6 separate regions of the Mus musculus genome follow, and regions 1, 2, 3, 4 and 5 are each linked to region 6. The links are chromatin loops, found by intact Hi-C in ENCODE. Cell type or tissue: gastrocnemius. All regions are shown on one strand.

Region 1 (5,000 bases), 310 kb after region 6:
TCATGATAAAAGTCTTGTAGAGAGCAGGGATACAAAGGGCATATCTAAACAAAATAAAGGCAATATACAGCAAGCCAATAGGCAACATCAAATTAAATGGAGAGAAACTTAAGGTATTCCCACTTAAATTAGGGACAAGACAAGGATTTTTCCGGTCTCCCCATGTGTCTTTAATATAGTACTTGAAGTTCTAGCTAGAGCAATAAGACAACTAAAGGAGATCAATGGGATAAAAATTGGAAAGGAAGAAGTCAAAGTATCATTATTCACAAATCATATAATAGTATACATAAGTGACCCCCAAAATTCTACCAGAGAACTACTGCAGCTGACAAACACCTTCAGCAAAGTGGCTGTATACAAAATTAACTCAAAGAAATCAGTAGCCTTCTTCTGCAAAAGTGATAAATGGGTTGAGAAAGAAGTTAGAAAGACAGTACCCTTCTAAATGTCCACTAATAATATAATATCTTGATGTAACTCTACCCAAGCAAGTGAAAAGCCTGTATGACAACAACTTCAAGTCCCTGAAGAAAGAAATAAAGAAATATATAAGAAGATTGAAAATTTCCCCATGCTCAGAGATCAGTAGGATGGACATACTGAAAATGTCAATCTTACCAAAAGCAATCTACAAATTCAATGTAATCCCCATCAAAATTCCAATGCAATTCTTCACAGATCTTGAATTCTTAACCTCATATGGAAAAACAGAAAACCCAGGATAGCTAAAAATGATCCCGAACAATAAAAGAACTTTTGGAGGTACCACTATCCCTGACTTCAAGTTGTACTACAGAGCAATAATAATAAAAAACTCTATGTTATTTGTATAGAAACAGACAGGTGGATCAATGGAACAGAATCAAAGACCCAGAAACAAACCCACACACCTATGGACACTTGTTTTTTGACACAGAAGCCAAAACTATACAAGGGAAAAGGGAAAGCATCTTCAATAAATGGTGCTGTACTAACTAGGTGTCTGTATGTAGAAGAATGCAAATAGATCCTTATCTATCACACTTTATAAAACTCAAGTCCAAATGGATCAAAGACCTCAATGTAAAATCAGACACATTTAACCTAGTAAAACAGAAAGTGGGGAGTAGCCTTGAACTGGTCAGTACAGGAGACAATCTCCTGAACAGACCACCAATGGCTCGGGCACTAAGGTCAAGAATTGATAAATGGGACCTCATGAAACTGAAAAGCTTCTGTAAGTCAAAGGATACTATCAATAGGACAAATCGGTAGCCACCAGATTGGGAAAAGATATTCACTAGCCCTACATCTGACAGAGAGCTAATAGCCAAAATATGTAAAGAACTCAAGAAATTAAACATCAACAACCCAAATAACTCAATTAAAAAAAATGGGGTATAGAGCTAAATAGAGAATTCTCAACAGAGGAATCTCGAATGGCCAATGAACACCTAAAGGAATGTTCAACAGTTAGTCATCAGGGAAATGCAAATCAAAATGATTCTGAGATTTATACCCATCTCAATGGCTAAGATTAAAAAAAACCAAAGGACAGCACATGCTGGCGAGGTTGTGGAGCAAGGGGAAACACTCCTCATTTCTGGTGGGAGTGCAAACTTGTACAACCACTCTGGAGATCGATTTGGTAGTTTCTCAGAAAACTGGGAATAATTATACCCCAAGACCCAGCTATGCCACTCCTAGGCATATACCCAAGAGCACTTGCTCAACTATGTTCACAGCAGCTTTATTCATAATAGCCAGAAACTGGAAACTCAGCCACTAAAAACAAGGATATCTATCATGAGCTGCACAGTCAAATGGATGGAACTAGAAATTATCATCCTGAGCGAAGTAACCCAGAACCAAAAGGACATGCATGGTATGTCCTCACTTATATGTAGGTATTAGCCATAAAATACAAGATAACTATACTATAGTCAACAGACCCAAAGAAGTCAAATAACAAGGAGGACCCAAGGGAGAATGGCTGAATCTTTCTCAGACAGGGAAACAAAATGGATATTGGAGGTCAATGGAAGGAGGGAACTGTGTGGGAGAGGGGATGGGAAGAGGAGCAGAGGGAGGAGGTGGGATCAGAGGTAGAGAAAGCAGGGTAGAGAAGGGAAATGGGTGGGGTGGGAGGGGGCTCCACCCAGCAGCCGACAGAAAGAGATGCAGAGACTCACTCCCAAATATTAGATGGAGCTTGGGAGTCTTATGGAAGAGTTGGGAGGAAGATTGAAGGACCAGAGTAGGATAGAGGTTCCACAGGAAGACAAACAGAGACAACTGTCCTGGACCCTTATGGGCTACCGGAGAGTGATTTACTAACTAAAGAGCAAGCACAGGTTGGACCTGGGCCCCTGAACATATGTAGCAGATGAGCAGCTGGGTCTTCATGTGGGTTCTCCAAGCAACTGGAGCAAGGGCTGAACCTCTTGCCTTGTCTGGCCTAGTCCTCCAGGGAGTTGATGAGCAAAGGTCTGGGGGCAGGCAGTTAACACCCAGAGGGGGATTTTCCAGTCTCAAAAGAGAAGGTAGAATGGGTGGAGGACTTCCGTGAGGAGTACTAGGAGGAGAAGGAGGGATGATATTGGGTTGTAAAGTGAATAAATAAATTTAATAATGCTTAGGATTGTTATCTAAGGCAAACTCTAAACTGTCCCATCTGAGACTTCCATTTTCCGTTTCTTTCATTTCTTTTGGAATCTAACAGGCACTCGGCCTCAAGGTTGTCATGGGGATTTTTCTTTCTTTCTTTCTTTCTTTTTTTTTTAACTAGAAAAGTATTTCTTTTTGAGCACTGCTTGTCCTTCTGGCTACCTAGTTTAGCTCCTTCATCTTGGCTGGCTATTTGCAGTTTGATTTTTCACAGGGGTTTCCTTGTGCATACAGAAGCTGCTAGACTACTTGGGTATACATTATAACAGTGAGGGGAAAAAGTAAAAGAGTTTAATAAGCAGAGGTATTAACGGCTTTCAAATGAGTTGGCAATATATCCTCTCTCCCCTTCCTCCATCGCCACACCAAGAGGCACCTGCAAACAACAACAGTGATGACGGATGATCTGGAAGTGCCTTGCAGGGCCCATCCATCACACGCAAACTCAGGTCCGTGCCGCTTGGCTTGTGCTAAATGTGGCCTCGGAGACTAGAGTTTGGCTGCGCTCCAAGGCCCCTCTCTGGCTTCTGTCTTGCTGTTTTTATATATGATCTGCAGGTGTTACTGATATAATTTGTCCAAGAATTATGTCTGATGTCATGCTTACGAGTCTAGATTTTCGGGGGGTCAGTATGGTAGTATAGGAGAAGCCCCACCCCCACCCCGAAACGCACTCCCTGGTGATTGCATAATTAACAGCCTAGAAATAGCTTCGCGTGCCTGTTGCTGAGATGTGAACATATGGTTATCACTAATTTGGAATCGCCTTTGAGAACTAATTCAATTTGGAATAAGAGATCTAACCAGCATTTAGCATCAAACATATGATTATAATTTTAGAATTATGGAGAGAAGACTCAATCTCTTGGGCATTTTAGAGAGAAGACATCTTTTCAAAGGGTGGGGGAAGGGCTGGATGCTGGATGCTGGACAAGCAGATGCCACAGGTTGAAATGAAGACTTTTATTTGTTTATTATTTATATTAATTAATTAAGTAATTACCATAGAGCCAGTCTGTAGCTAAGAATCCTGCCTGCTGGGATGACAGGAACACACCCTCATGTGTACCTCCTGATGAACTTTAGTCACAGTCAGTGAAAGTGTTCCCTGTGGCTAATGCATTGATTTGTATAACCGTGCATTTAGGGCCTTTCTGTTTTTTCCCCCTTCTCTGTAAAATACTAGTTGGTTGCTTGGCTGAATCAAGCTGCACCAGTAAGGAAGGATGTTTTCTGAAATACATTGTTTCCATGGTCATATTTCTCAAAGATAAAATAGGTTCTTTTGTCACATATGACTACAAAATTGCTTCATTTGGGAATTTCACTGCATTAGACTTAGAATATGGAAAAAGTCAGAGAAAATTAAATAAAGTAATACCACACCATTTAAGTCCATGTGTAACATTTTGTGTATATGTATGTATACAATGTGTGAGTGTGTATGTGTGTGCGTGTTTGTGTGTGTGATTTCCTTATAGCTAAATGAATACAGGAGGAGAAAAGGCTTTGAGATTTATGAAGTTGACAGGGGATTCTTGTCTCTTCCAAAGAGCCACGAAGAGCCTGTGAAGAATGCAACCAAGCTGAGTTAAATGAAAAAGGAGCCAGGGCATTAGACTGGATGTGTCCACTTCTGTCACTAAAATAATTCATTTTCATTTTCACCGCTCTTGTTCTCAATGTGAAGGAGAAAAACCCCACACCTTTTTAAAAAATATTTTTATTAGGTATTTTCCTCATTTACATTTCCAATGCTATCCCAAAATTCCCCCATACCCTGCCCCCCACTCCACTACCCACCCACTCCCCCTTTTTGGCCCTGGCGTTCCCCTGTACTGGGGCATATAAAGTTTGCAAGTCCAATGGGCCTCTTTTTCCAGTGTTGGCCGACTAGGCCATCTTTTGATACATATGCAGCTAGAGACAAGAGCTCCGAGGTACTGGTTAGTTCATATTGTTGTTCCACCTATAGGGTTGCAGTTCCCTTTAGCTCCTTGGGTACTTTCTCTAGCTCCTCCATTGGAGGCCCTGTGATCTATCCAATAGCTGACTGTGAGCATCCACATATGTGTTTGCTAGGCCCCAGCATAGTCTCACAAGAGACAGCTATATAAGGGTCCTTTCAGCAAAATCTTGCTAGTGTATGCAATGGTGTCAGCGTTTGGATGCTGATTATGGGATGGATCCCTGGACAGATGTTATACAGACACTAAGAGAACACAAAAAACAGCCCCACACCTTTTAATAATGCTTTTAGTATGTTTCAATAAAAAAGTTCGGATGTCTCCAGTTGCAATGATAACAATGGAGTCAATATGTAAAATGTACAACACACATTCTCCATGATA
Region 2 (5,000 bases), 1.8 Mb after region 6:
CATGTATCACCAGCTATTTTATTACATTCTTATTCTGAGCTGCCATGCAATGAATTTGACCACAGAAGTGCAACGGAATTGATACGTTGTCAGTTCTGAGCTTAGACTTTCAGAGACCTGGCCAAATTCTGAGTAAGGCACTGTGTAAAATCCTAATGGTCTTTCTAGAGAAAACCTGTAGAACGGTTCTGGAGAAAGAAAACAGGTCTGAAGTCTATATCCTGCTACATAAGACCCAGTCCCATGAGTGGACCCATTGTAGACCCTTCAGTACACACTAGACCACTAAGTCACTGTGGTTAAATTGCCCAGCTCAGCACTGGCTCAAATTTCTGACCCACAAACATATGGCACATACTTAAAAAGTAATGACACTGACAGTGTGTTTGGGGGTAGAATGCCACACGATGATTCATAGCCTACACACCACAGCATCAATATTAAACATACTGACACCTCCAGACCTCACTCAGACTTCAATCTAAATTACCTAACATTAATGAAACCACGGGCTTTTCCACCTATGCCCTCAAATAACAACTCAGAGGCCTCTTTATGTACTATGCATAGGGCTTAAGCTTGGGCTGTTCCCAGTCCAACTTATAACTTAATTAACCAGTGTAAACTATTGTATAGCTGCCATTCCTTCCAGTCCAGGTTGAATCTCCTGCTTCTAACTATCTCCCAGACTTTCCCCTCTCTCTGTCAAATGTCCCACCTTCTAATCCTGCTTCAGCTCATTGGCCATCAGCTCTTTATTGACAGGTGATGCCTCCACACAGTGCACGAGAGATTATCCCTAAAGAGTAACAATACAGCTACTCCAGTGACCAGCAGCCATGGTTCCTTCGAGGAAGGTAAAGTCCAAGTTAGGACAACAGAACTCCTCCAGCAGTTGCCTCCCAAGCTACCAGATAAAAGTCCCCACAAACAAAGCCAAGACCACTCCTTGCCTACAAAGTCTCGGGGTTCATGGCCTAGAGCTTGCTAGCCCACATGATGGTAATCCACCAAAGGGTCCTTTGGCTGGCCCCATTTGCTCCAACACTCTACCCATGTCCACCCAATACACCGTGTCCACTGATATGACGATCATCTCACAGGCTCTCACATAGTTGTCCTCAGGACGTAGGCTGACATCTAGACCCTCTAGCATAGCCCTTGCCTTCTGAGGCTGGGATTACAAGAAGACCCGAGTCTTGAAAAGAAAGATTCCTGGATTTAACTTCCCTCAACCCACAACGACTGGCAGTTCCCACCCACTGACGCCCACATGCCTGTTCTCGCTCACCCATAGGGTTGCCAAGGCCTGAAGAAGGCGGCACTGGCAGAAATCATAATTATGGATTTCATAGCATACTTCAGCTTCTTGAGAACACGTTCTCCCTTATCATATGCAAATCTATTGTTTGACTTTGAAACATCCCACTAACTCTCAAACACGCTGTTGGAAAGTCATCAGCCACAAAAAAAAAAAAAAAAAAAAAGTAAGAAAATCTCCCGTCTGAATTATACACGTGGCCTTGGGATTCAGGAAAGGATATCTTGGGGTTTTAGTAAGACTGGAAGATTCAAAACATATCATGAAGAGGGACAGTGAGGTCATCAAACACAGTTCAGTCAGCAAGGACCAGACTGTGACAAGACAAGCTTGGCAGAGAAGCTTGGAGCAGCAAAAAAAGGAGAGATGCAAAGATGGTCCCAACCATCCTGAGCTCTCTCTTCCACGAGAGGAAATTCGTAGACCTTCATCACTGTTGATCTAGACAAAAAGACAGAGTCGAGCTGACTGTGTGAATACTGTAACAGATGTGTGCTTCTGGACACTGTAGGGAAGGCAGGTGTTGTTTGGAGGGATGGCTTTCTCCTTGAAAGATAAAGAAACCAAAGGACTAAGCAATCATCTAAGACATTTTTATAACTTGTTACTACGAATCAAATATTTACAGACAAACTATTGCCATGGTATTCTTGGATCAGGTATATGCTGACCAAGCAAGGGCAGTGGAGAGGGAAGAGGAGAGGAGAGCCAAGCCACCCAGGTTATCTGTCTGGCTGCTTGCACTGGTCCAGTGTGTCTAAGAATCCCACAAACCTATCCATCCCCTCTGCTGTGTTCACCTGACCTTTCTTCTATTTCTTTTTCCCTTTCTCCATTACCCCAAGGAAATAATCTAACCACTCCAGCTTCCTTTGCATGCAAAATGTAACTGTTCCTTTTACTTCTTTCAGATAAAGGCAGGCTCTGGGAGGGAGAAGGAAAAAAAAAAAAAAAGAGCTCCCGGCTTCTTCAAATTAGCTCTGAAATAAAAGTCACTGCCAGATGTTATATAAAAGGTGACGTAATCCTAAACTACTTCATTACATATGCAGCTCGGCTCTCCAGCCCAGGGGGAGTTTATTACATTTTGTCGATTCCATTTTCTATACCCACATCATTTTTACATAATTTTTCCTGCCTGACAGGCAGCTTCACATTTTCACAGCAACCCATCAAGATAGCGTTACAAGAGCGCAGGGAACCAGGTTAGCAGTTTACAAATAACGGCGCTAACGAGTCAGATTTGTCCCCGAGATACAAATCAGGGGTAAATGGTCCATCCATGCGTGAGAGAAGCACATCTATTTTAGAATAATAGAGAGGAAACAGAGCACTTTTCAGCCGGCACTGTATTCTTTCAGAGCGTGTACTAAATCTATCGCAAAAGTAGGGAAATAGAGATGTGCCCATCTAAAGTTCTTCTTGCCTTTCCCTTCGATGTCCTAATAAATTCCTGGCTCGAAACGAAATAGATAGCCATAGAACATGCACTAAGATCAAAGTTACTGCCTTTTCATATTCGCACAAAATTTAGAAGAGGACACGCCATTTGTGCCAGTGAAATATCTAACTACTGAGATGCTTCAAGTGCAAACATTGCGAGACACTTCCTCCCACTCTCCAAGTGCTAAGAAGCATCCTTCGCCCCCTCCTTCCTCGGCTCTCGCGGCTGCACTGCCCTCTAATGGCGAATTGTGGCAGTGCAGGCTGAGCCCTCGCTCCTTGAGAACTAAGGATTGGAGAGGCATTTGCAGGAAGTTCTTAGTTCTGGTGAATTTACTAATTCCTCGAGGAATAAGAAGGTTCCTGGGACTCCCACTCCCAAGAGGTGGTGCTTACCTGAGCCAGCGAGGTAACTTAAGGGGTAAATACACTTGCCACCAAGGCTAGTGACGTGAGTTCCATCCCTTGGACTCACATAGTAAAAGGAGAAAATCAACTCCTACAAGTTGTCCTCTGACCCCCACATTTGGGCTGTGATGCATGCCCTTTACAGACTCACGATCGATAAATAAGATGTAATATGTTTTTCTAAAAGATTGATCTTTCCAAAGTTTCATCTCTCTAGGTTTCAGTTTTGAAGAAAAATTTGGTAAAATGAACCTTATTGTTTTTCCAGTTTGTGCAAACAAAATAATGGACACTTTTATCCTTTTATAAGAGTAGGATGTGAATGTGGCATAAGGGGAGATAGGAAAGTTGTAGGAACCGACTGTACTCAACCCTTCCTCAGGCCTAGGGAACAGAGAAATTAACAATCACCCCCCCCCCAAATAAAATGTGTCTAAGCTCAAACTTTGTCTCCAAAATCAACATATTCCTATTCCTATAAATGATTTCATATATCAATAATTCTTTTCTTTTTTTCTTTATTTTAGCTTTGTGTAACAATGTTTTTTTATTTTATATGTATGGATATTTTGCTTGCATGCATGTCTGTAGTGGCTATTCCTGGTTGTCAACTTGACTATATTTGGAATGAACTACAATCCAGAATTGGAAGGCTCACCAGTGACCCTTATCTGAAGGCTGGGAGATAGAAGTTTCTGGTCTGGATCTTGGTATGGAGATCTTGAGGCATAGTGGCTATGGATTCCAGAAGATTAAGACAGGGAGATCTCCGAGTTCAAGGTCTTCTGGGATTAAAGATGTGGTGGCACACACCTTTAATCTGAGCTACACCTTCTACTGGAGACCATATAAGGACATTGAAAGAAGGGAGTCTCACTCTCATTCTTTCGCCTGCTTGTCGTGTGGGACTGAGTAACTGCTAGATCCTTGCACTTCCATTCACAGCTACTACTGAACCATTGTTGGGAATCGGACTGCAGACTGTAAGTCATCAGTAAATTCCTTTACTATATAGAGACTCTCCATAAGCTCTGTGACTCTAGAGAACCCTGACTAGACAATGTCTGTGCACCATTTGTGTGCCTGGTGATAGCAGAGACCAGAAAAGGGTGTGGTATCTCCTAGAAGTGAAACTGTAAATGTTTGTGAACCACTATGTGGGTGCTGGGAATCAAACCTGAGTCCTCTAGAATAGCAACCAATGCGCTGAACGACTGAGCCATCATCTCTCCAGTCCCTTATTTTAGCATCTTAATTATATGTAAGGGGGGAGGTGTTTGTAAACATGGTTTCCTGAGGAGGCCAGAACACATTAGATCCTCGGGAGCTGGTGTTAGGTTGTGACCTACCTCACATAAGTTCAGGAACTTAACTCTGGTCCTCTGCAAGAGCAGTATGCACTCTTAACTGCTGAGCCATCTCTCAGTGAGTCCTGAGAATTCTTTTTAAAGCAGCTTTTCATCACAGGGAAGTTATTCATGCACACAGTACATAAGTCATTCCACAATCCTGTTCCCACACACACAGCCCTGGCGATCCCATCTCCTCCTTACCCTTGCAATTCTAAAATGTTTATGTCACTACTCCTGGAGTTCTCCGGTTCAGCATTACGTATTCTGCACCATGGAAGATGACTTCATGCGTGCACAGCCACCTGCACACACACAACCCCGCCACATACAGTCTTCCCAATGGATTGTAATTTTGCTAAGAGGGACCATCAATGTTTATAGGATGATGAATATTAAATTTTGACAGTTCTACCTTGTATTATGCCATGCTCACCTCCCACCCCCTTGCCTAGATAAACTGTTATTCTCCCCGGAAA
Region 3 (5,000 bases), 930 kb after region 6:
TGAAGTACTTACTTAGTACATGGGGAGTCCCTTGAATTGAATGCTGGTTCTGGCTGGTTTGGTTGTGTGAGACTGAACAAATTCTTTATCTGGGTCTCCGGTCTGCCCACCTCCTCATAAAGATGGGATGATGGCAGAGCCCTCCTCACGGTGTTGTGGACAATTGTATTTGGAAATTTCAGTACACCCACTCAAGTCCAGAATGTAGCACATATTAAATCATCATCATGTTGGCCACGACGATGACGACGATGACGACGACAGTCTTTGTACCCACAGTTCAGATGCTCTGGCCTTAGTGCATTGTCTCTGATCTTGTGTGGAACGGGATTATTTTCCCATAACCACATTTTAAAAAACATAGTTTTCTGAAGAATGAAATGACTGAATGGTAACACACACACACACATACACACACACACACACACACACACACACCCCAGAATAACCTGTGGTGGGAGCAGAGTGGGCTCCTCAGACTAAGCCACCTGTCCCTGTCCTGTCATTGACTGACTGTAGTAGTTCACAGGCAGATTTGTTCCCCCACCCTTTTCTCAGAGTCCTATAGTGCTGTGCATGCATTGCTCAGAATTCCAAAACCATCAAAGGAGGTTACTTTGACAGATGACTCAGAAGTAGGGAAGAGTGAGGACTGGAAAGAGAAGCCCTCCTAGAGCCTTAACCTCTTTGCGGGGGGGGGGGGGGGGGGGGAGGGGGGGAGGGTAAGCACTCACACCAGCCTCCCAGTCTATCCCAAAGGAGACAAGGAGGCTGCTGTGTCGGCTCCCGGAAGTGGCCTCAATGTGTAGCGGCCTGAATGTGTACCATAGTTTCCACTATCCCCTTTCCTCCCTCACTAACTGGCTTCATGCTATTCGCAGTTCCACGGTCTTCCTTCCCCACCAGATCTGAACACACAGAGGCTCCTGCAGCCATGATCTCTGATTTGTAGCTGCCCCAGGCTTTGAGATTCACGTTAAGGCCACATGGCCCGTTGTCTTCTGCGAGGTCCATGTTCAGAGGTCACCGGAGCTCTTCAGTCTTTTTTATTCTAGCAGAGTGAAAATGAATACTTAATTTGCAAAGCCTGCTTTAAGCCCCACACCTTAGGTTCAGAAGGATAGGTCATTGTAACCAGACGATGTGTCAGTGACTCCTACCACCCTCTCACTTTCTAATGTTTTGCACACACATTTGAAGGAACCTGTGCTTGCTGATGCCAGCCATCCCTAACACGTGATTGACAGGGTTTCGGTAGCATGGCAGCAGAGAACACTTTTTGGATATTTTCTTTAGTTACATTTCAAATGTTTTCCCCTTTCCAGGTCTCCCCTTTGGAAACCCCCCTATCCCATTCCCCCTTCTCCTGTCTCTATGAGGGTGCGCCCCCCCCAACTCTCGACCTCCCGCCCTGGCTTCCCTTACACTGGGGCATTGAACACCCTCAGGCCCAAGGGCTGCTCCTCCCACTGATGTCCAACAAGGCCATCCTCTGCCACATATGCAGCCAGAGCTATGGGTCCCTCCATGTGTATTCTTTGGTAGTTGGTCCAGTCACCAGGAGCTCCGGGGTGACTGGCCTGTTGACACTGTTGCTCCCTATACGGGGCGGCAAACCCCCTCAGCTCCTTCAGTCCCTTCTCCAACTCCTCCATCAGGGAGGGGACCCCCCACGCTCAGTCCAATCAACCATTGGCTGCTAAATCCACCTGAAAGGTGTAAATTTAATACTTTCCTATTTAGCTATGTTTCCAACTCCCCCCTAGAGTTTAAGAACTAGAAGCAGTTTAATATGGCTGGTCTTATTAATCCTATTAATCTTTGACAATTTCTCTCAGCTGCACCGCGAGGATCCCGAGATACTGGATATTTAGTTCAAAGTTCCCTGACTCTCACTGCCCATAGAGAAACCAGGAACAGCTCAAGCATGTTCCTCCTCTTTTGGATCCCCCTCCCCCCCTTTTCTTTTCTAGATATAGTGACAGTTGTGCCTAGAAGAGGATCTAGTCATACAAAACATAAAACTCACAGAGAGGCCACGGCTGGCTTTTAACCCCTCTCTGGTTTTCCTAAGTGGCTTCAATGAGCATGTCTTTACAAGGCTGTTGCAAAAGCGACCAGCAGGCGGAGCCCTAACGCAGTCTTACAATGATTTCTTTTCACTTCTCCCCTTGAACGAAGTTGCCCAAGCGCTATTGGAGCCAATTGAAAACATCTGTTGTTTTATTTATAGCTACAATTTCTAAGAAGCATATTCTATAGCGGTTGAAAAAGGAGTTGACAGCTCATAATTCATAAAGTTACTGGGGCTAATCTGATAGAACAAAATGTACAAAACTCCTTCCCATGGTGCAGGCGCTATCACTTCCTGTTCAACCCTACAAAGAAGTAGTGGCTAAGCGGGGCGGAAGGGGAACACAGAAAGGGTCCTCTGTGAGATGCTAATGGCAGAAGAGAGCACCCCACAGCGAGGGCAGTGCCTTCCCCTCTGCCAGGCTGAGTCACTGGTTCTTTTTCATTAACAACATCCCAGGTATTTCCATTTATAGAAAATCAGCATTTTCCCACCAATCCCACTTTGCAGCCAGGAAGTTTCAGCTGCGTCCTGTCTGCAGGAGTAGGAGCTAAGGTGTTGATTAAAAAGCCTGACTGGTTGCCACCCAGATGGGCGGCAGGCTTATTTTACAACTTTTCATTCAGCAGGTTGCTCCTTTATATTGAGTTGCCTACTTCACGCTCCCCCCCCCGCCCCCCAGACCTTTAAGCAATTATTACGACACAAGCACTCCTCAAATGTCATCTCCCTGTTTGTTAGCTTATTCTGAGAATCTTTGGCGGAACAAGGTCAGATGCAATCAATATATACTTAATATTTTGCGACAGTTCTATCTACAGTGCTTCCTGGTATTGCAGTTAAGGGAAAAAAAAAGTTAGCCTGACATAAATGAGTTGCCATAGCTTAGTACTAGTTCCAACTGGCGGTGCTTGTAAGAGACTGTACTGAGACAGTCCATCTTGCTTCAGTGGGCCCATTTAACGTTCTTAAAGCCAAGGTCACTTCTTTAGTGAAGAGGTGGGTAAGTTTGTGTTCATTTATTTGATGAATGTGGTGTCTTTTGATAGAGGAAAATGTGTTCGCCCACCAGAATTAATTGCCCGCGCGGAACAGTAGTAGTAAAGACATATTGCTTGACTTCTTTCAAACCATGACCCTTCACACCATTAAGGCTGTGTTTACCTTTATCTCAAGATCATTTGCCTTTATTCTGTGGAATAAAGCTTTCTGCCTGTGTCTTTTTTTTTTTTAATTAAGGGGTTTTGTTAATGAATAACTCTGACTGTTACAACCTCAGTTTCTCATGTATTTCTCGAATTTTATTGTGAATTTTCCATTCAGTATTTTTGAGTCATTCATCTTTCTTGCCCATCCCATATGCAATCCATCTTTCTCTTCTTCTTCTTCTTCCTCTGATATTCTAGTCTCCATATATTTTGTTGTGGTTATTTATTTTTACACGTATGGGTGTTTTGTGTGGGTGCCGTGTGCATGTCCTGCCTTCAGAAGCCACAAGTCGTCACTGGATCTCCTGGGACTGGAGTTAGCCATTGTGAACTGCTGTGCGGGCACTGACAATCGATCCTGAGTCCTTTGGAAGGGCAGCTAATGCTCATACCCACCAGTGCCCAGGTCTTTACTGGACCTTTCTTCCACCTGATGACTCACAGTGAGCCCTTCATAGTTTGCCAAATATGATAAGTTGGCCAGTTATTTTTAGCTGAATAAACCCAGTGACATTCCTGAGGAAGAATGTGCTTAGTTTAGCCTTATGAGAAAAATATTTAATAAATGCTGTCCCAAAAATATTTAGCCTGGCAGGGGCTCAGGCCTGATAAAGGAGAAGTGATGGTAAGATGCTGACCCACCAATCCCAGCCCGACTTGAACAAACATGCTTCTTGTCACCAAGGCCCGTACGTGTTGCCAGGATCGTTTATATCCATCTTATTCAAAGCTTTTTGCAGCCTCTGTTCTTGGCTGGGTAACCTCCAGCGCGCACCAAGTGGGCCTCCCAAGAAAGCAAACTGGATCCATTCAGATTAGTTTGCCACTTAACTGCTGTACTAACTTTGGGCAAATCACGTCGTTATTTTAAATCTTCCTTTTCCTCATCTGTAAAATGGGGATAATTATACGGCCTCCCAAGCTCTTAGGGGTTTGAGAGTGAAAGACAAGGGGCTTCTCACCTCTAGTCATGGTAACTGGGCTCCACTGCATCTCCAATGCCCCATTTCCACAGTCTCTCCAAACCACACATCCAAACCAAGGAGTCTTGCCCTTAGCCAGAACTTCGGGACCTCAGTCAAGTTGTGACTCTCGAGATGCACCAAACAACAAGGGTCTCTGCCCCCAATATCTGTTGATATGACATTAGGTAGGATATCCAACTTAATCACTGAGACAGGGAGACCTTCTACTTAGTTCCATCTGCTGCGTAACACAAGGTGTTTTGCGGAGTTTCACTGTAAAACCAGCCTTTGAAACCAAGCACAGCTAGGGAACAGCTATCAGTATTCTGGCTCCTGGCGTCCTTTTCTCTTTATAGCTGGAGGAACACTCATCCTCAATTCTTGCTCCTTGAAAGTTGTGGTCTGAGATCTCGAAGCATGGGTATCAATCACTTGCTCAGCTGGAATTATTGATAAGTACCTGAAACCTTATACAGCAACCCTCTTTCTTCATCACTGTCAGAAACATTCTTACCCATAGAGGTGTTTTCTAAATACTTAAAAGAGTTTGCTACTGACTTTCTAGACAAAGGAAGTTTTTTGTTTTGTTTTGTTTTGCTTTGTTTTCACTTTAGGTGTGGATCTTGATACATGAGCTCAGGTTACCATAAAACCTTAGTAAACTCTGGTAATTTGGTAAAGACCTGGTAAGGAAGCCTTATGCCTCCTTCCACAGATCCTCCTCTGGAAAGTGTGAGACCACTGCTCTCATTA
Region 4 (5,000 bases), 650 kb after region 6:
GCTTGGGCTTTGTGCTGTTGCACACGAAGGATGCTGAGAAGGAGAGGGTAAGGATGGAAGCAGTGCACTTCATGGGAAGAGGAAGCTCTCAAAGAGTCATAGAAGAGTTGCAGTGTGTGTGTGTGTGTGTGTGTGTGTGTGTGTGTGTGTGTGTGTGTGTGTGTTTGTGTCTGATTGTATGTATGTATGTATGTATGTATGTATGTATGTATGTATATGTGCATTGTGTGTATAGAAAGAGTAGAAAAAAGGAGGGAAGGAAGGGAATCTGGGGCAAGCAGATGAAATAAGCCAGGTCTAGCTTTAGAATCCAATAAGAAGACCTAAAACACAAACTGAATGTGAGTGCTTCATGAGAACAGAGGAGAAATCACACAGAACATGTCGTGATATTCACCACACACAACTGAGCACCTCGTATATACCGCACTGGAGACAGACTAGGCAGATGAACAAGAACAATGCCCTATGATCATGGCTTCCCACTCTGTCACTCAATTCTTGATTCTAAAAACCAGGTATAGCAATAGAAAACAAAACCATGAGGAATGTTATCTGATCTTTATGGGAGATGATTGGACGACATGATGAGCACATGAGTAATTTCAAATAAAAAGATAGTTCTTGATCTATACTAAGGGATGCTCGTGTGACATCTGAATGACATTCACTGATACCAAGGATGGGTAATGGCTCCACCACACCTAAATAGGCTACCATCCTCAGCTCATGAAATTCATAGAGTAATTGCTGAAATTAATATTTCCTTCTCACTTTTTTCTATCTTTTCTTCCATTAAATATGCACAAAAGTAATGATCTAGAAGATAAAGTTCACTGTAGTGGTTTGAATATGAGTGGTCCCCCATAAGCTCATATATTGAAATCTTTGGTTCCCAGTTGGTGGAACTGCTTAGGAAGGATTAGGAAGTATGGTCTTGCTTGAAGAGGTTTCAAAAGCCTATGCCAGGCCAGTCTTCCACTCTCTACCTGCTGTTTGTGGATGAGGATGCGAGCTCTTAGCTACTGCTCCAGCACCATGCCTGCCTAGCAGCCTTGTTGCCAAGCTCTCTGCCATTGACGGTCAAGGATCTGCCCCTAGTTCTGTAAGCAAGCCCCCAGTTAAATGTTTTCTATGAATTGCCTCAGTTATTGTGTCTCTTCACACCAATAGGAAAGTATCTAAGACACCCATGTGCTCATATATTCCATTTTTATGTCAGCCTATTTCCTAATTCATTTATTTTTGACATGCACATTACAGAGTAGTCCACTATAAAATGTTCATGCATGAGTTTTTTTTTTTTGAAAAGGGATGCCCAAAATATTTTACAAATAAGGGCGTTACCTCAGAGTATTTGGATACACTCTTACTATGTAGTCAATAAGCATTCTTAGGGACAGCACCAAGGACTATGAAATTGATACTTCTTTCTTCCACATATAGTACACATGACTTTACTGTGGGAGTGACAATAGGCCAAGATAGTTCCCTTTTCTTGATGTCTCATCAGATGTGTAGAAGACCTGAGCCAGTGGACCACAAATCAGATATTTGCTCCCATTTCCAAAAGAAAGATCTTTCTAAAAACAAGCACTACCCTTGCCAATATATATAATGTTTTAAATCTAAGCATTCTTACTGAACAAATATATATGTGTGTGTGTGTGTGTGTGTGTGTGTGTGTGTATGTATATATATATATATATACACATATGTGTATATATATGTATATACACATATGTGTGTGGGAGAGAGAGAGAGAGAGATCTTTGGGGAAGTCCCTATATCATTTAGAATCTATTTTATTAGCATAAAAATGAGGGAGCTGAAAATCTCTGTGCCTCTGATCTTCTTCCTAGCCCTAATATTTTACAAGCTATGAAACTGTAAATTTCTCACACCAAACACTATATCCAATATATTATTTATATTATGTCTCTCATTATTACAGGAACATTTTATATGGCATGTCATTATGTAAGCCTTTATCACATTCATCAACATTTATTGAAGACCTCTGCTTGGTCAGATGTCACCACATGCTACCAGGAAGGAACGTGAAGAAGTCCACATTGTGCAGATTCCATTTGTGACTATGTGGCAATCTCAGATCACACACAGATTTTCAGTGTCTAACCATGCCTTGTCCTTCTGCCAGCCTGTCCACAGGAGTTGTCTTGCTCTCTGGTGGCTAGAAGCCTACTCAGTTGGCTGGAGGGAGATTTGTAGCACTCAAAGGCATGGGCATGAGGGAAGATTCCTTTTAGGAAAGTGATAGCACTGTGCACCATGGTGTTCAGGCTCTGACATGCCACAGATTAGCAGGCATGCCTCTGGAACAAGGCATGTGATGAGCCTTTGAGTCCATGTCCTAAATGGAGTCATATAGATGCACCTTTAGTTCCCTCCTCCATCTTTCATTGACCATTTGGCCCATGACATGAGAGTTAACTAAATTAACACACGTCAATTACTCAAAGAACATTTAGTACCTATGAGCATGACGTGTCTAAAATCTGTTGTTATCACTGGTGATATTTTTAGAGTTGTAAAGCCAAAGAGGTTCCCCCCTCCACAAATCTTCCAGTGGCAAATGCAACATTCAAAAATTGTTGACAAAAATTGAGCTACAAAGCAAACACTTGATTGCCCGATGCCTATGGCTTGTCCTGTTCACTTCTGAAAAGCCATATTACTTACTGCCAAGTATGCCACTGAGGTGATAAACTTAAGGTACAGGTGTCACATGGTATGACACAATTGGCACCACACATCGCAGCATGCCTCCTTCCTGCCAAAGGCCTCACGTAGATTTCCCATAGAATTGTAGAATGTTCTGGACTCAAAGTTCAATTACATGTGCAGACTTGAAAAAATTATCACGGAAACTTTTTCAGAATGTGCCTATATTATCTGTGACCTAGATACTCTCAGGAGTCAATAACTCATGTCGAAAACATTTTTCCTTTTTGCCTCTGTTTAGATTGAATCAAGTTTTAATTAAAGAAGTTAAGAATAGGGAGCTTGGGGCATGGCACATGCCTTTAATTTCGGCACTCAGGAGGCAGAGGCAGGTGGATCTCTGAGGCCAGCCTGATCTCCATAGTGAATTCCAAGATAACCAAGGCAATGTAGAGAGATCCTGTCTCCAATAAGAGGAAAAGAAAAGGAGAAGGAAGGAAGGAAGGAAGGAAGGGAGGGAGGGAGGGAGGGAGGGAGGGAGGGAGGGAGGGAGGGGGAAAAGTTAAGCATAGGCTAGTAAGATGGCTCAGTAGGTAAACATGCTTGCTATCAAGTCTGATGACCTGTGTTCGACTCCTAATACCCACAGGAGAGAACTAACTCCTGCAAGTTGTCCTCTGACCCCATAACATGGACCAGGTCATATGCATACACAACCCCCCCCCCTCCAATGAGTAAACAAGTGCAATAAAGTTATAAAAGAAATGTTCTGCTTTGTTTTAAGTTAAGGGAAATTATTGTATGCTTTGCATAGAAAAGTTATCTGTCATTCTTTGCTCACTGTTCCTCTGCCAACCTCATCTCATCAGAGATCATGTGATAAGAAAAATTGATCAATGGAGTAGTGTGGAACCTACATCATCACAGTGCTAGAACCATTTTGTGGAAGAAGGAATGAGTCCAAAGTTGTTTGATTTATGCAGACCATACATATCTGAGAAAAGTGATAGCCAGAGTAAGGGTTCAATGTTATCCCACCAAGCTTTTACTTGTGGGAAAAAAAGAGACAAAGATATTAATGGGGAATGAATCAAGAAACAAATCACAGCATTTCTACCACTCTCTAACAAAAGCTTCTGGGAGAAGTTTGGTGAACAAAATTTATAGAGGATACAGCAAATGACCAAACTATGTGGCATCTAGACCTAAGTAAGAATAAGGCTGCTTAGAGGCTCTCTGAGCTTCTAAGCCTTCTAAGCCTTGATGGCAACATACACAATTAAGTTCTTAAGACTTGGGCACTCTTACCATGTCTCAGAAGTACCTCAGATGGCACAGTCTGGCATGTTGATTAATATTACACCAATTTACTCAGGATCTACATATAACCCCAGAAGGGAAGAGCTGTGTTTGGGGTAGACACATTAAAATACATAAGCAGCCAAAGTCTGCGAGTCGGAGCAGCTTCAAAGACACCCAACACTAAGCACACCTCAAGAATAAATGGGTCAGGTGTGTGGATTTGTCCATTAGGATACCGACTAACTTTAAAATCTTACACAAATTACTTAGTTGTTGGGTTCTTCCTTGCTGTATAGACATCAGCCACTCAAGAAATGCAAAGAGAACCCTGCTGATGTGTGCACAGTAGTTACCACAGTACCTGGAGTCCATAAAGTTCCACTTTGACACGCTGAACTCCTTTGCATGAGACTTAACAGAGCTCAGCAGAGACTGGAGGAAGAGACTAGCAAAACCATAACCAGTGACCCTGCCCTTCTCCACAGCCATGAAATTAAAACACAGTGCTGTCACTGCCAGGTCCTTCCATGGCTCCAGGAACTTAGCCCTGCCTGAGGGATGCAAGGGAATGAAGTAAAGACAGAGACACAAGGAAATAGCTGAAGTCAGGCCTGGACTTCCTGACAAAGACAGCAGAGCCCTGCAAGCTGGTTGTCTTTGTTATATATAGTTGCATAGAGGCATAAGGTTATTGCATGCAGATAGACAAGGAGGTGAAGTTTATGGTACAGGGCTGCATCAGTGGGGCAGGTTTAGCTAATCACAGTAAAGGCAGTCTTTAGTCTGTAAAAATATCTGGAGAACGCTATAGTGAATATTCTCTGCACTTGGTGTCAGCATTTTCTCTCAGACCAAAAGCTTCATCACATCTCTGAGCCTAGGAATAGAGAAGGCTTTGACCCTTTCCTATGGGTCTGAGGTTTTGGAATTATTAACACGGCTGCACCCATGTCAACATTTGCTCAGGGCTTCACAAACCCAGGGCTTCCTCCTCAAGCTGAAATTACTGTGTA
Region 5 (5,000 bases), 240 kb after region 6:
GAACGATTACTTTATTGGCCTCTCAAATAGGATGATGGGACACTTTTTTAAGTCCTTTTGATCTGTGGCAGGAGAAACATTGTTCCATTTGAAAGCACGGCTGTTATTAAGAATAATAGGACTGAAAGTGGCGCCCAGACCTGGGGCATCCCATCATGATACAATTTGACACTACATCAGCTCTGCAGCAGGTGCTCTGCTGAGTGAAGTTAAAGTAGGGCTTCTGCCCTGTGGCCCAGATCCATTTTACAGCCATTATTATGATTTTTTTTTTTCAGGGCTAAATGGCCAATTGTGCAGTTAGGTTCTTGCCAATGCATTTGTCTGCAGTTTCAGCATCCATTTTTGTAATGAGCGGTAAGTACAAAATTGAACAGGAAGAGGGAAAATAAATGAATCACAAAGCTGGTGAGGGGCCCTTGAAAGTTCCACCCAAGTGTAGGTAAATGCTATAGGTGACGTATTTATGATAGCAACGACAGGGTAAATGGATTGAATTGGTAGATAATTGGGAGAGTATGTGGGGAAACTGAATGACTATAATGGATAAACGCGGAGCACAAATGGAACAAGTTTCTGATGTCTAAATTGGGTACAGCCAAGGCCAATGCTGATGTCATGCCAACAGAGAGCACAATTTTCTGGGCCAGAATGTTTTAGTCTGTCACAAACATGTGGTTTGAAGCGTTTTAAATTTAGTGATGCCTTTTAGGCAGAAATGCTGTAATTAGTCAGAGGAACATGGTGCAGGTGGAGGTAATGTATCTCTGAGAGGGCCTAGGGACCATGAACAAACTTTGCTCATCCCGGGGAAGAGGATGTGTCAACACTTCCCTCTGTGGCATCTGTTTTTCAGCTATCCATCTCTGTGACAGAGTACTGGAGACTAACAGCCTACAAGGATGAAGTATCTCTTTTGGATCATGGTTTCATAGATATGTGCCCATGATTATTTGGGCCCGTGTTAAGGTAGAACATTGTGTTATAGGAACTTACTCACCTCTCAGTAGTGAGGAGACAAAGGATGGAGAAGAGGAAAGATGTCCTAATATCCCTGCTTCATCTGCCAATGTTATTTGTATGCGTGCTTTCTGGGCTGGCGGTTTGGTATTGGAAAGATTGTTTCTTCCACTCTCAGCATTCCTTAATTGCCTATGGTTCTTTGTCTATGGGTGAGGTTCTGTGCTCCACCCCCAATTCACCGTGGTATGTCTATTATTGTTGTCCTTGTTCAGTACGTGCTTTGACGGTCATGTTGCTGAGACTATAAGACTATGGACATGCTTTCTGGCATTACTAGAATACACATTCTCACAGCAAACTCCCTGATCTTCTGGATTTTATTGCCTTTGTGCCTCTTCACTTTTCTGCAATCTTTCCTGAGCCTTACTTAGGTTTTAGGGGTTAACAAAAGCCCAGCACCAGGGTACGAGAAGTCATTCTCTGTGTTGCTGTTCAGAATTGCCTGAGACTCCCAAAACATTACAGTCTATTGCTGTTGTCCTAGGTTGTCCTCAGAGATAGAAGGTTAAGTCTCTGCTGCTAAAGACACCATTAACATCACACATAGGATTCTGGAGCTCCCTGAGGTGAAAGTGAACTCTACAGACTTGTCCACATAACCACAGAGAAGTGTGACCCTTTTCCTGCACCAAGGGAGTATGCTCTTTGCAACAGATAGAGATCATTACAGAAAACCATCACTCAGTCATGAATCCTTTAAGTCACGAATCTTAAAGGAGAACCTACAACCTTTTTCTTTTTTTAAAAAAAATAACCCACCCAGTCCATTCTGTGTTACCCATGTACTTTTAGGGTGTGGGTCCATCCATTAGATCAGTGGTTCTTAACTTTCCTAATGCTGAGACCCTTTAATATAGCTCCTCATGTTGTGGTCATCCCCAACCATAAAATTATTTTCATTGGTACTTCATAACTGTTATTTTCTACTGTTGAGAACTGAAATGTAAATATCTTATATGCAGATGGTCTTGGGCATCCTCTGTGAAAGGGTTATTTGATGCCTCCCAAAAGAGTCACAACGCATAGGTTGAGAACTGCACTAGAGCATGGTTGAGATATCAGGGGCCAAACCCTTAAAGAACACTGATTGACCATCCCTCAAAAGCCCTCAACTGTCAATTGCTCCTCAGTGAGAGGTGAGAGCTCATTAATTGCTCTCACTCCATGGGAGGACATTGCCTGGCTTGATCTTGTACAATTCTTCTGGGAGATGTTTTTAAAATATCTTTTAAAAAATGAAACAAAGTGTGAGACACGGAGACTGGGATCATAACTAGCTCTCTTTCCTTCTTTACGGTCCATAAATAACTAATTAAGCACATTTCCCAATTATAGGCTGACAAATTAATGAAGACTTCATTGTATATTCCTTATGGGTTAGCACTATGGGACATTTCTCATTTTCCAAAGGTTATTTATCTCCAGTGAGGCTGACTTTTAGCTGAATGAATGTTCTGATTATTTTGATTTATGACTCTGAATTTAATACAATATATTTAGCAATAAAAACAATGAGGGAAATGACTTAATTAGATCTAAATCTGTAGATCCTTCATAAATGTCCATAATAAAAAACAAAAACAAAACTGATTAAAATCAGCCTGTAATTTTTATTCTTTATAATTTTCCAGGAAGTGGTAAGAAGTAGAATTACATATGTACTAAACCTGGGACGTTCTTCTGGAATTTGTTTTTAGATAATCCTTTGACAAGATTACCCATTACATATGGCATATATATGAAGTTCAAGATACCTGAAGTGAAGGGATTATTTATTTATTTACATCCCAAATGCTCAACTCCCTCCCAGTCACCCCCACCCCCCACGGAGACCCAAAGAAGTTAAACAAGAAATAAACCGCAAGTAAGAATGCTTGAATCTCATTTGGAAGGGGGGAATAAAATAGTCATAGGAAGCAGAGGAAGGGAGGGAACTAAGTGGGAGAAAGTGGGGGAGCAGAAGCAGGTATGGGGCCGGAGAGAGGGCTTGAGGGCCAGGAGAATGAATGGAAATCTGCAACTGCCAGGGGTCGGGTGGGGGTGAGGGTGGGGTGAATCTCCAGGAAGTCCCAGAGACCTGGTATGGGGGAGGCTCCTAGGAGTCAATGGGGGTGACCTGTTTGTCTTTTTTTTTTTTCCTGTAAATTTACACCACTTTGAAATCATAGTGATTCCCAAATCTTTTCTCTGGTTAATTTTTTTTTCTCTTTTTCATAAAAGTAGAATGAAGAATACAGGAAAAGCAAAACAACAACAACAAACCCCCAGTAACATAAGGACCAAAAGCCAGCTAGGCAAGTATGGGTGACATGCAGGCACTGGAACAGCCAGGGAAAGCAGGCTGGCGGTGCTGGATTGATCGATGTCCTTCATCATTGATCTGATAGAATACCTGACAAAGCCGCTTAAGGAGGGAACAGCTTGTTGGCTCCTGGTTTAAGGCTATACAGTTCATCAGTGATTGATGTCATGGCAACAGGAGCGTGGGGATGCTGGTCACATCCCACCCACTCAGGGAGCAAAGGGTTGGTGCTCAGCTCACTTTCTCTTTTCTATTTACTCTGGGCCTCCAGCCTGTGGTACAGGACAGCTCACAGTTTTAGAGGGTCTTCCCAGTTTAATGGAACTAATCTAGAAAATAAGAGATTTGCATGGTGAGTTATAAGTCCCATTACATAGACTCGATTACCTATCACTCTACACACATGTGCTAACACACACACACACACACACACAATGAAGACTAGAGAATGAGGAGAGTTTGTCTTTTTTTTTTTTTCTATTAACTTACACCACTTTACAGTCATGGTAATCCTCCAAATTCTTATTTAGAGCTATAATATTATCATGGCCCATGAAATGTTTTCCTTTTTCCTCTAATCTGTTGATAAAGGCAGGGTAATCATTTTATTTTTCTTTTCTCCTGTGTTGATTATACAGCTACTGGTCCAAGAATCCATACATAAAAATGAAACAAGCTAGTGATGTAGCTTTGTGTGTATGTTTGTGTGTGTATGTCATGGTATGTGTGATAAGGCATATATGTGCGAGTCAGAAGACAGCCTGTAGAGTTGCTTCCACTATGTGGCTCCCTAAGATCCCACAGAAGTTCTCAGGCTAGACATCTAGCTTGCTGAGCCATCCATCTATCTTGCTCCCCCCCCCACCCCCAGTACAGTTTTAAATAATATATTTTCTCTAATTCAGCACCACTCACAACCACTAATCTCCACTGATATAATTTTTGCCTTTCTGAGTATATTGCAGAAACAGCACCTAACAAGATAAGTAACTTTGATACTGGTTTCTTATAGGTAGTACAATGTGCTTAGAATCGGCCAATTTTGTTTTCTGCATTGGCAGCTCATCCCTTTTCATTTTGGATAGCACTCCATAAAGGAAAAAGTTCTGTGGAAGGCATTCAGGTTGCTTCCGAATGACACATAATAATTTGTGGCTATTACAAGCAGGTGTGTTACCGACACTCACGTATAAGCATTTGTGGAAATACTATTTTCATTTTTTCTAAGATCTATACCCAGAAATGAGATTTTAGTGCTATGTAATGATTCTATATTTAACTATTTTTTTCAGAGCGAGCATTTAAATATGCATAAGCAAGATCTCAAATTTCCAGTTGTCCTACATCCTTGTCAGCACTTGGTATTGGATCTTTTCTTTTAGCCATTTTAATAAGTGTGTAGTGGCAACTTATGGGGGTTTTAATGTTGTTGATCCAGTTAAGTGATTGTTTACCACTGAGCATATAAGTTTTTCATTATTTATTTGTACTTTGACAAGTGGTTGTTAGTGTACTCATGGGATGCAATGGAGTATTATGTTGTAGAATGATTAATTCATGCTAATTAATCTATCACCCACTATACTTATCCTTGGTATGTAGTGAAAACCTTTGAACCTGACAACTTTGAGGCACCAACTTTTCAGTCATTGTTATTTACTGTGGCCATTCATGC
Region 6 (5,000 bases):
AGTGAGCAATCCGGGCTGGGCAGACATGGGAGCTCTGGTGCAGCTCCTCACCTCTGCCATGGAGGGGAGTTGGTGTACAGGGGACTAATGTGAACGAGCGGGGATATGCTTCTGAAAAGACGCGGTCATAAACACAGGAGAGGGCCTGGCTTTGGCCAGTGGGTCACCCTTTGTTGGTCCAAGTTTCATAGTAACATACAGCAAGTTCTGCTTGGTGATCATCAACGAGGCCTTTGAATCTTAGAGAATTAAAGTCCCCATCCAGCCTGATGCTGAGAGCTACTATGACATGGTGGTCCCCGCAGGACCGGGCTTCCTTCCAGGTCTGCCTATGCACAGACTCTGAGCCAGCATCCAGGAGAGTGGGCAGGCCCTCTCTAGTTTCCAGAAGGAATCGACAATTCTCTTCCTGTGCAGATAAAGGAACAATTATACCACTGGGGACTTACTGGAAAGTGAAGCGGGCTCACCAGGAAGCAGCAGGAATTTGCTTCTCAGTCATTTTCTCCACAGTCTGGCCCCGAGTCTGCCAGACTGAGAAAGGTCAGCTGGGATCACTGGCAGACTTGGAAAACTTCCAGAACCTTCACTTGTGGGATGACACATGGGGGTTTGTCAATTTCCGTGGCCCACTTGGGACTTCCTGTGGCCCATCCAGTTACCTCATCCTCTCCAGGTTCAAACACATAAGAGTTTTATCCTCAGCCGCTCTGTCAGGGCGACACTGTTGTGACACTGTCTACAAATGCGACTTTCGAGTCCTTGACCCCTATGCCTTCTTTGCGGATTTCTTGTTGACGTTTGAGAAAGTCAGAAGCCATTGTCTTTCACAGAGGTCAAATCTAGGAGCTGAGGCGAAACCCGATGTCTATGCCAACGGGGCTGGATGTTTATCCTTGAGCTTATGTGCACGCATGCATGCACAAAGTTATGTGTGAATCTCAGCTCGCCCTTTAAATTAGGTCACCTTTTCCAAGGCCTCCACTCAGGGAAGGTCCTTGAGCAGCCTTGGTGCTCTTAAGTAGCCCAGGGACCGGGTCCTTTCTTGTTAATGTCACCCCCAGGTATCCTCTCCTCTTTTGTTTCTACCATGCAAATTTACCTCCCGGCCTGTTTCAAATTTCTGAGAGTCAACGACTTACAAAGGTGGATGGAGCCTTCAGTGGATTTAGTTATCTAAATCTTAAAAACTCTATTCCATGATTACCTACCTCAAAGCTTGACAGTCCACACCTGTCATTGGACCGGAGTTTCTTCGAGTGTAATGAAGCCTTCAGAATTGAAGTGGTTTTGGGAGACATGGGGGGAAGAGTTCTATTATTTTTACAGAGTGGCACTCTTCTCCCTGGAGATAAGAAGGCTGGGTCTGGTGTGAGGCTGGAAAAAAAAAGCAAAACAAAAAACAAAAAAACAAAAAACAAAACAAAACAAAACAAAAAAAAGAGAAGGGAAGGAAAGAATATTTGATTATTTCTTCATAAACCACCAATTCCTTTAGCACCTGGCTGTGGCTCCTGCTGCCGTGTGGAGAATATCAATGGCTTTAATATTCCCATCGTTGTGCCTTGGAATCAGTTGCCTGTCCTGCTGAGCTCTCTGAATTTCAGACCAGCGCCAGCCCTGAAAACCACGGCAGATGTAAGGGAAGTTTAGCCAGAATGCTCTCAGTTAAAGCCCGCCTCAACATTTCTCCTGTGCCCATGGGGTTTTAGCACACCCCTCTCCGCAGTCCCTTGATTGAGGGGCATATCCCTAAGTGTGCAGGTACTACATTAGGACATTTTCATAAAAATTTTTAATGGTCTATTTTGTTTGAATTGGGTCATTATTCTCAGTAGCATCACTGGCAAAGAACAACTCTTGAATATTAACTAGAAGGAAAGAGAAAACAATAACAAAGGCGAAACAAAAATCTCCAACAAGCCGAGTCCGGGAAAGGAAGCTGAGGTTAGGCTGGGTGTATAAATTTCATATGGCTCATGACCACAAGGTGGCGCTATGAAAACACCTCATTTCCAAACCCCGAAAAAGATACAAATAAGGAAAACACAATGAAAGAGCCTTTCGTGCAGAAAATAGTCTGTGTCAAGAGCGAGCCAGCAAAACGCATGCACCAGCAACGCCTGTGTAGTCTGCTGTATGCATGTGGATCCCGCCTGTAACCATTTTAAGGAGCAATGTTATAGGGAGTGGAAATTGGTATTTTTGCGGGGGAGGGTAGACATTTTATAATTGATACTTTTATAATTCAAACAGGAGCTTCAACATGTGTTAAATTTTTTACATTGATTATTAAATGCATTTCATCTCCCTGGCATCTTTGAAAGTGTGACATTTTAGACATCAGAATGATAGGCTAGGCTTTCTACCCCTCAACCCACTTCTATTCTACGTTGAGAGCTTGCACAGTGGGGGACATTTATTTAAAAACAATTAGTGCCCCATTAAGGGAAACATGAAGCCTGCGGGTCACAGATGTTCTCGGCTGCTTTGGGAAATTGTCATGTAGGAAGTTGGTAAATTAATACTCTGTGGAAAATAGTTCTGTCCTTTAGACATGTCGTCTGTTATGTGACTCCCTGATGTCAGTGCCACGTTATTTCCAGTGACTAGAGTCGTGGCAGAGTGTTCTGTATGTGCATAAGGCGTCCATTTGCCGACAGTGAGATGAAAAGCTGGTATTTCACAAGTTTGTACACGGAAGATGGGATGTTGCTATAATGGCTCGGACAATCTGGTTCCTGAAGGCAGGAGTGGAAAGTCGTCCAGGGGAACAAGCAGAGAAGCCCAGGGATTCGCATTGCTGAACTCAGAGCAGCCCTCTAGATCAGGAGATATGAGAGCATTTCCATTCCTACCATGAGGTCCCAAGAACTAACTCCCCTACGAGTGCCACACTACACGGCAGGAAATGGCATGGGGCCTTGTAGTTATTCTCTAGGGAAAAATTCAGGGATGTTAGAGGGAAATGTCTACACATCACAATTTGAATTTAGATAAAAATCTAATAAAACATTATGAATTACTTTAACAAAGAAAAGGAAAGAGACAATATAGAGAGCAGTGTGTGTATGTGTGTGTGTGTGTGTGTGGCTGGAAGTATTTTGTTGTTATTATGTGACAGAATCTCACTCTGTTGCCCCATCTGGTCTTGAGTTCATGGGTCCTTAAGATTCAGCAAACAAAGTCTCCGGGACTCCAGCCCAGCACTGCTGTATCTGACTGTGAGCTGGGTTTGAACCCGGGGCCTCCAGTGTGCCAAGCCTATACTTTACCATTGAGTTATACCCTGAGGGTGTGTGTATTTCTTTTCTCCTTCTTTTATATAATCTCATCACTTTGTCAGTCAAGCTGTCATATTTTCCCATCATCCACAGAGCAGGTGGCCAGGGGAAGGTCCCTGGTTTTCCCTCTAGCTGGGGAAAACCATACAGGTCGCTGATGAAAATTATGGCTGGGTTGATTCTTGGCTGACTCAATTACAGAGGCATTGCTCCAGCTGTAAATACAACTCATGATATAAAAATTATCCAGTCCCTACTTGGGGAAAAAAAGATGCTAATTAAAATATGAACCTCTAAGGAATGTTCCTTATTTAGATAACCAGTGTGTTAACTAAATTTGAGCCTGCAGCAATATAAACAGCTATTTCTGCTACTACTGCTATGAATTGTTTTGAAGTAGTCAACAGAACTGTATATTATTATTATACGAATCATATGTCTATTAGCTTGTAGAAAAGGTATATGGAAGGAAAGGTGTGTGTGTGTGTGTGTGTGTGTGTGTGTGAGAGAGAGAGAGAGAGAGAGAGAGAGAGAGAGAGAGAGAGAGAGGGAGAGAGAGAGAGAGAGAACTGTAAAGAAAGTAAAGTTTGCAATATACCCTGTCATACATTGGGCCAAGATAGCAGCTATTTCTGATACATATACACATTGTTCTTTTTATATGCCAATTCTCACAGTACATTGGGGATCCAAGCAACTTGTTTGGACAATTCATCACATTATCTTTAAAAAAATTCAGATAATTTGATGGTGTTTTAAAAAAATTAAGATACCATATATCCTATGGTAATTAGAATTAAAAATTATAGGATAGTTGAGAAGGGGAAGTATCCTAGATTCTGGAGCAAACCATCACAAAAGAACCAAATTCCTAACTTGATTTGAAAAAAATGCAAATAATCTGGTTCCCTCACGAGGAATTTTGAATCACTTGGAGGTTGGTTAATATAGAATTAGTGAAGTCAGGCATGATCCCAACTCTCATGAGGCTGAAACAGGAAGATTGCTGTGAGTTCAGGGCCAGCTTGGGCTATAGAGTAGGGCCTAGTCTTAAAGACAAGCAGCAAAATCCTGAAAATTCAAACCCTCAAAAAAGCCCCAAAAGTAGGAAGGCAACCAAGAACATTTAAAGAATTAATTATACTCATGGTTCTATGTAGCCCAGGTTGGCCCCAAACTTCTGGTCCTACTGCCTCAGAGTCCTTGGTGCTTGTATTACAGATGTGCACTACCACGTTCAATTTTGACACAATCAGGAGACCTGGGTTTACGTTGAAGCTTCCAGCTGTGTTCGATCAATGGTTCTTGACCACTGATAGCCCGGGCATTTATTTCTTTGTTCTGATGTTTGTTAATTCTGCCTTTTAAAGGGGCCATGAATACTGAATGTGGAGAACTCACTTAGAGGACTTGGATCTATAGTGAGCCTCAAGGCTCCTCCTCTGCTTTAGAAACACAAGGGTGTTCTTTACAGCCTGGCCTATTTGTGGTGTTTGCGTTATCTTTGATGTGCTAGCGGCTTGTTCCGAAGATGCCACTGACTTTGGCTTCTTTGGCTAATGATTTGATGCAGTTGAGACTTGGGGGTGGCTTGCTTGGGTGCTCAGCTCCAGGAGACCATGGGAGGCATAGACAGGTACCTGCTTGATTCTCTGAAGCCACAGACATTCCTCAGTGGTATATACAGCATGCTACAAATACATACAACATATTTTC

Evidence for each region. Hi-C counts contacts between places; a loop is a spot of excess contacts. Peaks named below come from ENCODE experiments on the same cell type or tissue, not always from the same donor. Only the 100,000 strongest peaks of a DNase experiment are listed, where the experiment ranks them.
Region 1: it touches region 6 in a loop (3-fold over the local background); 9 of 42 quality-filtered maps call a loop at or near these places.
Region 2: it touches region 6 in a loop (5-fold over the local background); 4 of 42 quality-filtered maps call a loop at or near these places.
Region 3: it touches region 6 in a loop (7-fold over the local background); 35 of 42 quality-filtered maps call a loop at or near these places.
Region 4: a loop joins it to region 6, with 2.9 times the contacts of the local background. A loop is called at or near these places in 4 of 42 quality-filtered maps.
Region 5: a loop joins it to region 6, with 4 times the contacts of the local background. A loop is called at or near these places in 2 of 42 quality-filtered maps.

What each region holds. Positions count from the first base shown.
Region 1 is chr13:102,332,556-102,337,555 of GRCm38, reverse strand. No RefSeq gene overlaps it. Among named protein-coding and RNA genes, the nearest start is that of Gm36703, 15 kb to the left of the region's middle. In gastrocnemius, no CTCF peak of the experiment used is centred here; a DNase peak (open chromatin) is centred at 3,124; H3K4me3 peaks cover 442 bases; H3K27ac peaks cover 583 bases.
Region 2 is chr13:100,890,346-100,895,345 of GRCm38, reverse strand. No RefSeq gene overlaps it. Among named protein-coding and RNA genes, the nearest start is that of Gm41040, 29 kb to the right of the region's middle. In gastrocnemius, a CTCF peak has its summit at 3,005 (motif pointing left); a DNase peak (open chromatin) is centred at 3,003; H3K4me3 peaks cover 715 bases; H3K27ac peaks cover 488 bases.
Region 3 is chr13:101,716,846-101,721,845 of GRCm38, reverse strand. All of the region lies in intron 2 of Pik3r1 (phosphoinositide-3-kinase regulatory subunit 1), which reads left to right. Among named protein-coding and RNA genes, the nearest start is that of Pik3r1, 49 kb to the left of the region's middle. In gastrocnemius, a CTCF peak has its summit at 2,120 (motif pointing right); DNase peaks (open chromatin) are centred at 2,125 and 2,436; H3K4me3 peaks cover 807 bases; H3K27ac peaks cover 4,052 bases.
Region 4 is chr13:101,989,181-101,994,180 of GRCm38, reverse strand. No RefSeq gene overlaps it. Among named protein-coding and RNA genes, the nearest start is that of Gm41044, 23 kb to the left of the region's middle. In gastrocnemius, no CTCF peak of the experiment used is centred here; a DNase peak (open chromatin) is centred at 2,193.
Region 5 is chr13:102,399,759-102,404,758 of GRCm38, reverse strand. No RefSeq gene overlaps it. Among named protein-coding and RNA genes, the nearest start is that of Gm36921, 50 kb to the left of the region's middle. In gastrocnemius, no CTCF peak of the experiment used is centred here; no DNase peak of the experiment used is centred here; H3K27ac peaks cover 107 bases.
Region 6 is chr13:102,642,040-102,647,039 of GRCm38, reverse strand. No RefSeq gene overlaps it. Among named protein-coding and RNA genes, the nearest start is that of Gm41046, 22 kb to the left of the region's middle. In gastrocnemius, a CTCF peak has its summit at 1,989 (motif pointing right); DNase peaks (open chromatin) are centred at 328, 552, 1,632 and 2,005; H3K4me3 peaks cover 995 bases; H3K27ac peaks cover 2,962 bases.